Linked DNA regions of Homo sapiens: region 1 is linked to region 2. The links are chromatin contacts, found by Hi-C in ENCODE. All regions are on one chromosome and are shown on one strand. The core of a region is the stretch at or near the end of the contact, and the rest is flanking DNA. Distances in the headings are between cores, read along the strand shown.

What was found. A loop is a pair of places that touch in the nucleus more often than their neighbours do. Pooled maps may share reads with other maps.
Region 1: a map of breast epithelium shows a loop between it and region 2 (36-fold over the local background). The contact joins the promoter of OR51A4 here to the promoter of OR51A7 in region 2. A Hi-C loop is called at or near these places in 1 of 168 maps with a recorded cell type or tissue (breast epithelium) and 1 of 50 pooled maps.

What each region holds. Positions count from the first base shown.
Region 1 is chr11:4,946,348-4,952,291 of GRCh38, reverse strand. OR51A4 (olfactory receptor family 51 subfamily A member 4) reads left to right here and starts at 4,687. Exons shown (of 2, transcript NM_001005329.2): 1 at 4,687-4,747; 2 at 5,130-5,944. The coding sequence starts at 5,192. The region is part of intron 2 of MMP26 (matrix metallopeptidase 26); the gene reads right to left.
Region 2 is chr11:4,902,491-4,907,976 of GRCh38, reverse strand. OR51A7 (olfactory receptor family 51 subfamily A member 7) reads right to left here and starts at 4,194. Exons shown (of 2, transcript NM_001004749.2): 1 at 4,133-4,194; 2 at 1-638. The coding sequence starts at 607. All of the region lies in intron 2 of MMP26 (matrix metallopeptidase 26), which reads right to left.

The sequences.
Region 1 (5,944 bases), core at 3,438-5,937, 44 kb before region 2:
ATCTTATTCTTTCAGGATATTGTACATAGATGTCTCATTCAAGAGTCTCAAAGATAATCTGTATTTTTGGGGTTTTGGGCAGTCTTAATAAAATAAAATGAAAAATAAAATACAGATACATGAATGCCTATGGGGGAGGTGATGATTTATGGTGAACATAATGATTTGCACATGTTCCTGAAATGAAGAACATGGCAAACAACAGCAAACCCAATATTATCTTAAAGAAACGTAAACATTCTGAGGTAAAATATCATAACAGCAGACAGACTTGAATTAAAAGTTGTAGGAACCTTGTGAGCTACAGGACACTTAAGTGCTGCAAAGAAGTTGTTATCACCGCTAACTTACATGCTTCAGCTCTCTGTTTTGTTTCTATACGTGTTTTGAACAAAACTAACCCACGTAGTTTGCTAAATCGTGGGCAGACAAATAGGCAGTAGAGCACTTTTTCTCTCTCAATGAAGAGAGGAGAGAGAACTGTCACTCTCAGATCCACTTAAAAGAAAAATGTTTAATAGCTTCCTTAATATTCTAAGCAGAAGTAATCAGTATACCAAGGATAAAAACTTAATGTGACTGGTGCAATTGGTTCATATGCCAATCTCTGTGCCACAACCCCTATCACTGTGACTGTGATATATTAAAATGGCCATTCTCTTTCCAGAAAGTTTGGAGAAATGGTATCAGACAGGAACAAACAACATAAAAATTATTTTTTAAGAAACCTAACAACCCAGTATTTATCTACTAGAACAGCCAATAATGGCAGAATCACTTCAGTGAGAAACAATAATAACAAAAATATTATTTACAAAAAATGATCACTAAATGATAATCTAAGAAATCAGTTTATGTAACAGCCTGGAGAGAGTTCACTGGTAGCACTTTAAAAAGCATACATTATTCTGCATCAGTGATTAAGTACCTTTGTACCTAGCAGTAATTGTGACTCATGGAGAAATCAAGCCATCAAAGACAGACAGGTACCCAGAAATATGCCATTTGAACTAATGGCACTTATTCTGGAGTCATGAAAATTTTACATTTCAATCTTTATGGTAAGGCATTAAAATCACCCAGGGAGCTCTCAAAAGTTGTGATATTCAGGTTAACATCATAGTCAATTAAATCAGAATACCTAATTCAATTTTACCCATTCACATGTTGATGAATATTAGAGTCTTTTTCAAATGTTGGCTAATATGATAAAGTTCCTATAGACATTCTTAGAATGTGTTTGCTTGAAACAGGAACTAACTTTTTTAGAAATGATATTTTAAGTCATAGGGTAGGTATTTATGTACCTATAGAAGATAATGCTAAACTTTGTCACCAAAGAACTTGCACTGATTTACACATCTAATAGCAAAGTGTAAGCATTCTAGTTCTCCACATATTCACCACAATTTGGGATTGTTATTCTTTTTGATGTTAGCCATTCTAATGGGTATGATATAATACCTCATTGTGATATTAATTTGCATTTTTCCAAATGCAAATTGAACAGTGCAAGTCAAGTGCATTGCCTATTTTTTACTGAATTTTACTTATTCATTTGCAGTTCTTTACATATCATTTGTCAGATATATATAATAATAATATTTTTTTTTGATGAGAACATTAGAAATTTACTCTTAGAAATATTGAAATACAGAGGACTCAAATATTAGCTATATTCAGCATGCTGTGCTATTGTTATAAAATAATCGAATTTATTCTTTCTAACTTTTTACCTTTTGACTATCATCTCCAGACTCCCCCCATCCCCATCATCTAGTATTCATCATGCTACTTTGTTTCTATGAGTTCAATTGTTTTAGATTCCACATCTAAGTGAGAACATGCAGTGTTTGTCTTTCTGTGCCTGGCTTATTTTATTTAACATAATGTTCTCCAGTTCCATCCATGTTGTAGCAAATGACAGAATTTCATCCTTTTTTTAAGGCTGAGTACTATTCCATATGATGATATTATTTATTCCCAGAGGTCTTTCCATGGAAATGCTTTCTATTAATTAATTCTGTCTATGAAATTTGTTTTTCCTGGTTGTATCCATGGTTATCCCAAATCATGAAAATATTACCATAGTTTTTCTACAAGATTTTTTGTTTTACCTTGAATACTTAGGCCTATTGTCCAACTCAAATTAATGTTTTGATAAAACTCAAGATTTCTTTCTTTCTACTTGCATTTAAATTGCTCTATCTATTGTAAATACCATCTATTCCTTATAGAATTGTGTCACTGTCATAAATCAAGTGAACCTGAATATCACAACTTTTGAGAGCTCCCTGGGTGATTCTAATGCCTTACCATAAAGATTGAAATGTAAAATTTTCATGACTCCGGAATAAGTGCCATTAGTTCAAATGGCATATTCTGGGTACCTGAAATGGGTATGTATACCCTGAAATGGGTATACATACATTAGTTCAAATGGTATACATTAAAATAAGTTTAGTGTTTTATCTCTTTATTCTTTCAGTTTTGTTAAATTATGGATTTTTTAAAACTTGTTAAGGAATGAAATTTCTGCTTTGATGACATTATTTTATATCATATTTCTATTTTATTCATTTCTGATTTTACCAGTTTATTTTCTTCATTTTTTTGGAGATTTTGTTGTTATTCCTTCACTATCTTCTTGAAATAGAAGTTACATTTTTTGATTTTTCAACTCTTATTTCCTAATAAATAAATTTAACCTATAATTTTCTGTATAGGAACTGCTTTAGCTGTATCTCATCTGTATGATTTGCCCCCCTTCACTATTATTTCAGTATATGGGGCCAAGAGAAACCTCAACTGATTTGCAACATTTTGTTTTTTACAAGAACAATACTTCACGTCTCTAGAATGAGATATTAATAATTAATATACATGCCTCATTTTATTATTATAATTATAGCTGTATATTAATATTCTTTGTACATAAATAACACTTTTAAAACATATTATGTAAATTAAGTTGAAAATTAATACTAGATTACAATGTAAAAATCCTTGAGAATAGTTTTTACAATTGCTAAAACCCATATTTTTATTTCATAGCAAACGTAGCACAATGGGAAAAATAATAATAAAGATAAAAAAGATGCCAGTTTAAAAAATACAATCATTTATTCATTCAACAAGTATTTAATAAGCTACTATATGCCATCCACCATGATAGTAATGCACTGCCTGTCTTACTGTAGCTTACTTTAAATTGTCATGAAACAAATTGATTTGGTCCACAAAGTTGAACATTGAGCCAATGAACACATGAACATTGAGCCAATGAGCACATGTCCTTGTCAAAGCAATTTTCACACACACAAACATACACAAACTTTCTGCTATCTCTTTAATAAGAAGTACCTGGAGAAAGCTAAGAGAAAAAGCAACAGTGGAAGGAGAGAATTCTTGACAACATAACCAAGTGGGGCTTATTTTCATTGGGGATGCAAACAGTAGGCAATTGGCAACTAAGAAGTAATCATCACATAGTTTAAAAGAATTTATGGGAAGGTTATGGTAATACATTCTTATATTTCCACTCTTTAGTCAAGTAAATATTGAAATCCTTCCAATGACTATTTACTAATAGAGGTGAGTATATAGTTTTTTTCTCCTCAAGAGCCTTTTCCTTAGGATCTCTATACTAGCATGATTTTCACTGTTGCAAAGATTTGCAACTGTAGGACCAAATGTTTCATCTTATCCACTAGAATCAACTAGTAGTCAGTTTAGAATGCTAAAAATAATACACAATTCCAGCTGTACATTCAGTTCATAACTCCTTAAATATTGCTTGGCAAACCTGATAGCGTGCTATATACTTAATTATCAGTAATATAACAGACCTGAGTTGCTATCTTACCTCTACCCTACAACACTTCTGTGATCTTAAACAGAAGACTTCATCTTGAGAAAAATTTTCTTCATCAGTAAAATGAAGATAATGATATAACTTGATAATATTATTTAAAAAATTTCAAGATTCCAAATCATCATCTGGTAATGGAACTCAGTAAGTAAAACAATTTAATTTTCTAAGAAATATTGGTCATTATTGTGTGTAAGACAAAGAAGCTCAGATTTTTGGCTTGTAGATTCTTAAACATAAAGTCTTATTACCGAAGTAGGTCCCTTAAACAGGGAAGATTTGGTAAGGGAGAAAAACTTGTATAAGTTGGACAAGTTGGTTTTAAGGATATTTAATTAGTGATGTCTAATGGGTCTGGGGAGATGGATCCAGGATTCAGGAATAAAATCTAGGATAACACATTATGTCCTAGGATGTTTGTCCTGCAACACTTCCTTGAATACAGAATCAACTCACAGCATCTCTGCTTAGACTTGGCCTTGTGCAGACGAGTAATACACAAGCCAACTATCCATCAGAAGTATCCTAGTTTTGCAGATAATTTACCATGTCTATCTAATACCAGGCAATTAAAGACCTCTCCAACAAAATTGTTCCTTATTACAGACCTAGATGTTTGTTTCCTTGGTATCAACCATCTCTGTAGATTTACTGCATCTGCAAATGTTTATTCTTATTGTCAGACAAAATCTAGCCTTGCTGCAATCCCCAGAGAACTCAGTAATCCCAGAGCCAGTGGTTAGGTAGAAAGAATAAGACAAGCCCTTATATATAAGAGGAGTCTTTTGTGGTGGACAAGTTCAACAATACCTTGGGTTTGTATATCAGAATTATTTAGCTTTTATCAAAAGTGCTTACAAACATATCCACTTACTGGTAAGTACCCAGGTATTCTCATTTATTTAGCTTTCATTTGACTATTATTACTGGCAATTAATCACATAGAACTGAAGGTCAGAACATAGATCTGAGAGCAAGAAATAGAAGATTCCAGTTAATTGACCAGCGTTTACTAATATTTTACAGGAAAAAATGAAATCAGATGCGTAACTAAATACAAAATTTAAATCTGGATTCTCTATAGAAATAACATGTCCAGAAATAATTTTTCCAATGTATTATACGACAGATTATAGTCCAAAGCAGCAACCAACCATCTCTCTTCATGATGATAGCCACATAAATGCTTTGTTCTCTCAAAAGAAAGCTGAAAGAAGCCACAAATTTTAACACTGCTTTTTTTCTACTAAATTTACAGATATTCCTATTTTACCAACACAAGCATCTGTATTTTTCATAGCAGAGCCCTATGAATGAATCATGTCCATTATCAACACATCATATGTTGAAATCACCACCTTCTTCTTGGTTGGGATGCCAGGGCTAGAATATGCACACATCTGGATCTCTATCCCCATCTGCAGCATGTATCTTATTGCTATTCTAGGAAATGGCACCATTCTTTTTATCATCAAGACAGAGCCCTCCTTGCATGAGCCCATGTACTATTTTCTTTCCATGTTGGCTATGTCAGACTTGGGTTTGTCTTTATCATCTCTGCCCACTGTGTTAAGCATCTTCCTGTTCAATGCTCCTGAAATTTCATCCAATGCCTGCTTTGCCCAGGAATTCTTCATTCATGGATTCTCAGTACTGGAGTCCTCAGTCCTCCTGATCATGTCATTTGATAGATTCCTAGCCATCCACAACCCTCTGAGATACACCTCAATCCTGACAACTGTCAGAGTTGCCCAAATAGGGATAGTATTCTCCTTTAAGAGCATGCTCCTGGTTCTTCCCTTCCCTTTCACTTTAAGAAACTTGAGATATTGCAAGAAAAACCAATTATCCCATTCCTACTGTCTCCACCAGGATGTCATGAAGTTGGCCTGTTCTGACAACAGAATTGATGTTATCTATGGCTTTTTTGGAGCACTCTGCCTTATGGTAGACTTTATTCTCATTGCTGTGTCTTACACCCTGATCCTCAAGACTGTACTGGGAATTGCATCCAAAAAGGAGCAGCTTAAGGCTCTCAATACTTGTGTTTCACACATCTGTGCAGTGATCATC
Region 2 (5,486 bases), core at 2,945-5,444:
CAATGAAGAAGCCATAGATGACATTGGTCTTGTTGTCAGAGCAGGCCAGCTTCATGGTATCCTGATGAAGACAGTATGAGTGAGAAAGAAGATTCTTTTGACAATATTTTAATCTCCTTAAGGTGAAGGGAAATGGAATCACTAAGAGAATGCTCCTAATGGCTAAAATAAGTCCCATTTTAGCAACCCTGTTGCTAGTGAGGATAGAACTGTATCTTAAGGGATTGTGAATGGCAAGAAAGCGGTCCAAAGACATAATTAGAAGTACTGAGGATTCCATGACAGTGAATCCATGAATGAAGAATTCTTGAGCAAAGCAGGCATTAGGTGAAATTCCCATGGCATTGAACAAGAAGACCCTCAACATGGTAGGAAGGGAGGAGAGGGACAGGCCCATGTCAGAGACAGCCAACATGGCAAGGAAATAATACATGGGCTCATGAAGCGAGGGCTCTGTCTTTATAATAAAGAGAATGGTGCAGTTGCCCATGATGGCAAGCAGGTACATGAGGCAAATGGGGATGGAGAACCAAATGTGGGCATGTTCCAGTCCTGGGATCCCAATCAGAAGGAAAAGCTTGACTTCGGAGTTATTGAGAACAGACATAATGAGGGAGATATGAGCTCGTTAGCCGGATCTGAAACCATATAAATGAAAAGCAGTCATGCTTTTGGTTAAAACTCAGTTTTGTGAGGATAAGGGGTTCATTCGTATACTATACTCAAAGGCATATTTGGCTGCTAATCAACTGCACTCTTCAAAATTTACCAGAAGTCCTTAAACAAGTTCATATTCTCCAGCATGGTAAATTCACTTCTAACAACTTGTCCTAAGTTGGTGACTTTTTAGGATTTTTAGGATTTTTTTTTTTTTTTTTTTTAGAGGGAGTTTTGCTCTTGTTGCCCAGGCTGGAGTGCAATGGTGCGATCTCAGCTTGCTGCAACCTCCACCTCCCGCGATCAAGTGATTCTCCTGCCTCAGCCTCCCAAGTAGCTGGGATTACAGGTGTGCACCACCACCACCATGCGTAGCTAATTTTTGTATTCTTAGTAGAGATGGGTTTTCACCATGTTGGCCAGGCTGGTCTTGAACTCCTGACACAGGTGATCCACCTGCCTTGGCCTCCCAAAGTGCTGGGATTACAGGTGTGAGCCACTGCATCTGGCCCTACTTTTTAAGATGTTTAGCAAAATATATAAAACATATCAAAATGGAGCTGCTTTGAATCAGTAAAAAGATACTTAGAATCTTTTCCACTCATTTTTCCATACAGTCTTCAGCAGTACCCACGTTGGCTTTAAAATAAAATCTCTGAGCTTTATGTAGAAAGTTTGAAAGAAATAGTCTAAGAAAATAATCAGAGATCACTGCGAATATTTGGAAAACATTAAGTCATTAGATGCTATAAAGTAAATACATTTATAGACTAATTTACCTCTTATACTTATGAGGTAGGTACTTATGCACATTTTATACATGAGTAAATATACATGTTACATCAAGTGTTATATAAAAATAAACAACGATTTCTGTTCAAACACATTTGCCCTTTCATTTGATTTTAAATTATTTAACTTATTTGGGCGTTATTTTAAATCTGTAAAATGAATACAATCTTGGTAGGTTTTGATATTTATAGTTATTTATGAAGTTCCAAACAGAGATCTAGGTTCATAAACCACAAACAAGTATCTGTAAATATTAGCATTGATTACACAGTAGTTTCCAATAGAACATGTTGGAGAAATGGAGCAGTGGATAAGTACTTTGGAGTTACGTATTCTTATTTCTTCACGTACATATTCATGTATTAAATGTGGCACCTCCTCGCTTAAACACTTATGGTTCACACTTCAGGCTACCATTTTATTTCAAGAAACCATTTGAAGCTCTACAGTAGTATTGTGTTCATGTTAATCTTATCCATCTTGATTGGATTATTTAATCTTATATCTCTGTATTTAATTAGTCAGAGAAATTAGTCAAATAAATGCATATTTAGTCAAATAAATGCTAAATGAAAAAAATCCAAACCACCCAATTTCTGTTGGAAATGAAGCATTAAAATTTTGCCTACATAATAAACAGAACCTGATTTTATTTTAGAGTCTCTTTTAAAAAGCATACAAGTTTACTTTCAGAAGTAAAATATGCAATCTTGCAACTTATCATCAAGTTTTTGGCCTTCAAGGTAAACAGGTAAAAATTGGTAAAACTGTCAGAGAAACACAAATCTCTAAGACAATCATTATAAATTCCGCCTATATTTAATAAGCTTCCTTAGTAAATGCATAAATTAAAATTATGAAATTAATAATTTTAATTAAAAATAACAAAAATACAAAAGATGAAGGTAGAGCCAATGGAAGGCTAGAGAGAAGAAGACAAGCTATCCTCACTCCAGAATTTTTTAAACTTCAACTTGCAAGAGAAAAAAGTCATCAACCTTCAGTGGAAAACACAGGAGACACTGGAAATTGATTGAGCTCCTTTATATGGAAGCTTAACTGTGAATTCATACTGTATTTTGTGATTTTTTAGAGGATAATTGAAAAAAGTACATAGTAAATAACAAGCAGCCTTGGGCCAATATATTTTACTTTTGCTAGGTACTAAGAGACATTTTGGCAACTTGTGAATAGCTCTGCATCTTCTACATGGAAAAGGGCCTTGAACAGTTTGAGCATGACTCATTAATCTCCCACCATGGTAGTGAACCTAATGCAAAACCCAGGGTAAGTATAATGTGGAGACGGTAGCAGATTGTGAGATGTCATTAAAAGCATTCTCCTGTTATTTGCTGGACTGTGTTTTCTTAGCAAATTCAATTCTGATCCCATGTCAGTAGTCATAAAATAAGTTCTCACCTCTGAATGCACTTAACTCTTATTCCTTTTTATTTTCGTCTTTTGCTGAGGGATATTGACTCAGGTCTTTCAGGGAATGCATCTCTAGTGCATTTTTTATTGTGGAAGATTCTGCAGTGTTTTATAACGTACTACTTTCATGTAACCCTACCCTACCAAACTCCATTACTACCATGCACATTGACTACTCCATGTTAAAAGGTATAAAAAGGTTTTATTTATCCCCATGTATCTGTCATCAACATGACACGTGGAATATAAAAGGCTCTCAGCAAATATGTAAAGAATAAATGTGAATGGAAGAAATATAAAATATGTAGAATCATTTCTTAGCACTTTCTCCCTTTTTTTCTCTGGCAACAACTAAGGGATATTGATGTCCATTCTTTTCACTCATATTTTAAGCGGTAAAGTCATTCTTACACAGAGCATGCATTTGGATGTGGATGAACTTCAGAAGAGATAGCTCATCAAGGCTGTTTATTCAGAAGTACTGACATGATAGGTGGTATCTGAAACCAAAGAGTAAATGAAATCATACAGTAAAAATGTACATAATACAAAATTTAAAACTCATAGAACCCTGAGGAGCAGTAAGATTGTTGAGAGGATCTTGCAAAGGAATATTCAGAGAGGTGGAATATATGGAGGTAGAATATACAGAGAGGTGGAATATAGTAGATGCCAAAAGAAGAGAATGTTTCAAGGAAGGCAGTCCTCAGGTAAAATATTTCCCATACCACTTAGAATTGCTATTCTTTAAGGCAAAAATCAGTTCTCAAGCTAACGCACAAACACCTTGGTTTAAATCTCAGCATGGCAATTTACCCTGTGTGAATCTGGGAAAGCTGCTTAAGCAGTTGTTTGCTCTTCTGTGAAATGTGGTAAACAATGGTATCTACCTCAGAGTTATGTTAGGCTGTCTGATAGTCTCTAACACAATGAAGATAATCAGTAAATAGCAGAGATGAATAACTACTTCAATAAAACTTCCTTAGCCATTTTCCTTCCAGACATCAAGTCCTAGATTGGACAAGAGTAATTTATATTTTTTAATTGACAATAAGGCTTGCTTTTATTTGTCATATTATTAAGTAAATAAATCTCTACTGATATTAGGGCATTAGAAAAACACCCCGATATTTAACCTTCTTGTTTAACCGTCAGGGCATAATATATTCACTCTTCATGTATGCACACACACTGAAACCACTTACTCTTCCTCCCCATAGACATGTATTCAGATATAAGCAGTTTAACAAACCTTAGATTTAGGTTTCCAAAAGGATTTATAGCTCCTTAACCTTACCAGAACCAGATGCTCAGTAAGTTCCTGAAGGATAAAAACAAGAATTCTCCACTTTCACTTCCACTTTATCTAGAGGTACCTACTTCTCTTTTCCTCAGGTGACTAGACCCTTGAGAGTAATCAAGCTTACACAGAAAGGGTTAGGCCTGGGGCTGGTACATTACTTTGTATTCATTGTACCTTAACAGAAACTAGAGGCAAATTGTGAGACAAACTACAGGGAGACTACTCATCTGAAAGGTAAACATTTGAAGTTGAAGAAGCTTGACACATGGGATTTGTAGAGGTTGGAAAATATAGTTAAAATAACATGTTATCTATAATCAAAACACTTTATGTCCAATTCTAAGTCAAACCACTTAAACGTTCTTCATCTTAGCTTAATCATCCACAAAATGGAGATAGTAATCTATAAGTATCAAATATTTAGAAAAGCACTTTACAAACTATAAAATGGTTTACCAGTCATTCCACTTATTTGTATGATCCATTTTTGGCAAAATATTAACATTGAAATAGACATAGCCTGTCGTACTCTGTTAGATTTTTAAAGCAGTGTCTCAAAACTACATGCCTTCCACATTATATTGCATTCACTAGAACCGTCCGAGGAGTATCCTGCGTTTTATTCACATATTTCTATTTTATATGTCAGTTCCATCATGGTTTAAATTAAATAATAATTATTTAAGGCTATGAAACAATATAAAAATGTGAAGACAATTTAAGTAAAAATGTATAAAATAAGGATATATATATAACTGTTTTAAGTATTTCTTAAAGCATATTTCTAAGTTAAAAAGAAAAACTTTGGTTAAAATAATGGAAAGCCTTACATTAATAATAAAATAATTTTAATTAATACAATTTAATGGAATAATAATATAAAAGACACAACATGGCTCAAATACAAAATACATATATCTGTGAATAAGAAATGAATAGAAATTTAAAACAATGAGCAGGGATAAGCCCACTCATTGCTAGTTCCCATGTCTGGAGAAGACGATCAACTCCCATAAGATAAATGAGATTACATATTCTCCATGTTAAGTTATCTGAAGCAAATAGACTTATTAAATGTCATTGGGCTATTCTAGCAGATGCATTTGATACCCACCTTATTATCTTGGGACTTAACATTTTATTATAAGTTGCTAATTGGAAGAAAATATTTGCAAAAGACACAAGAATTCTTGAAACTCAATAAGAAAACAAACAACACAACTAAAAAGTGTGTCAAACAATAGCAAAGACATGAAACCAACCCAGGTGCCAACAGAAGGTTGGATAAAGAAAATGTGATACA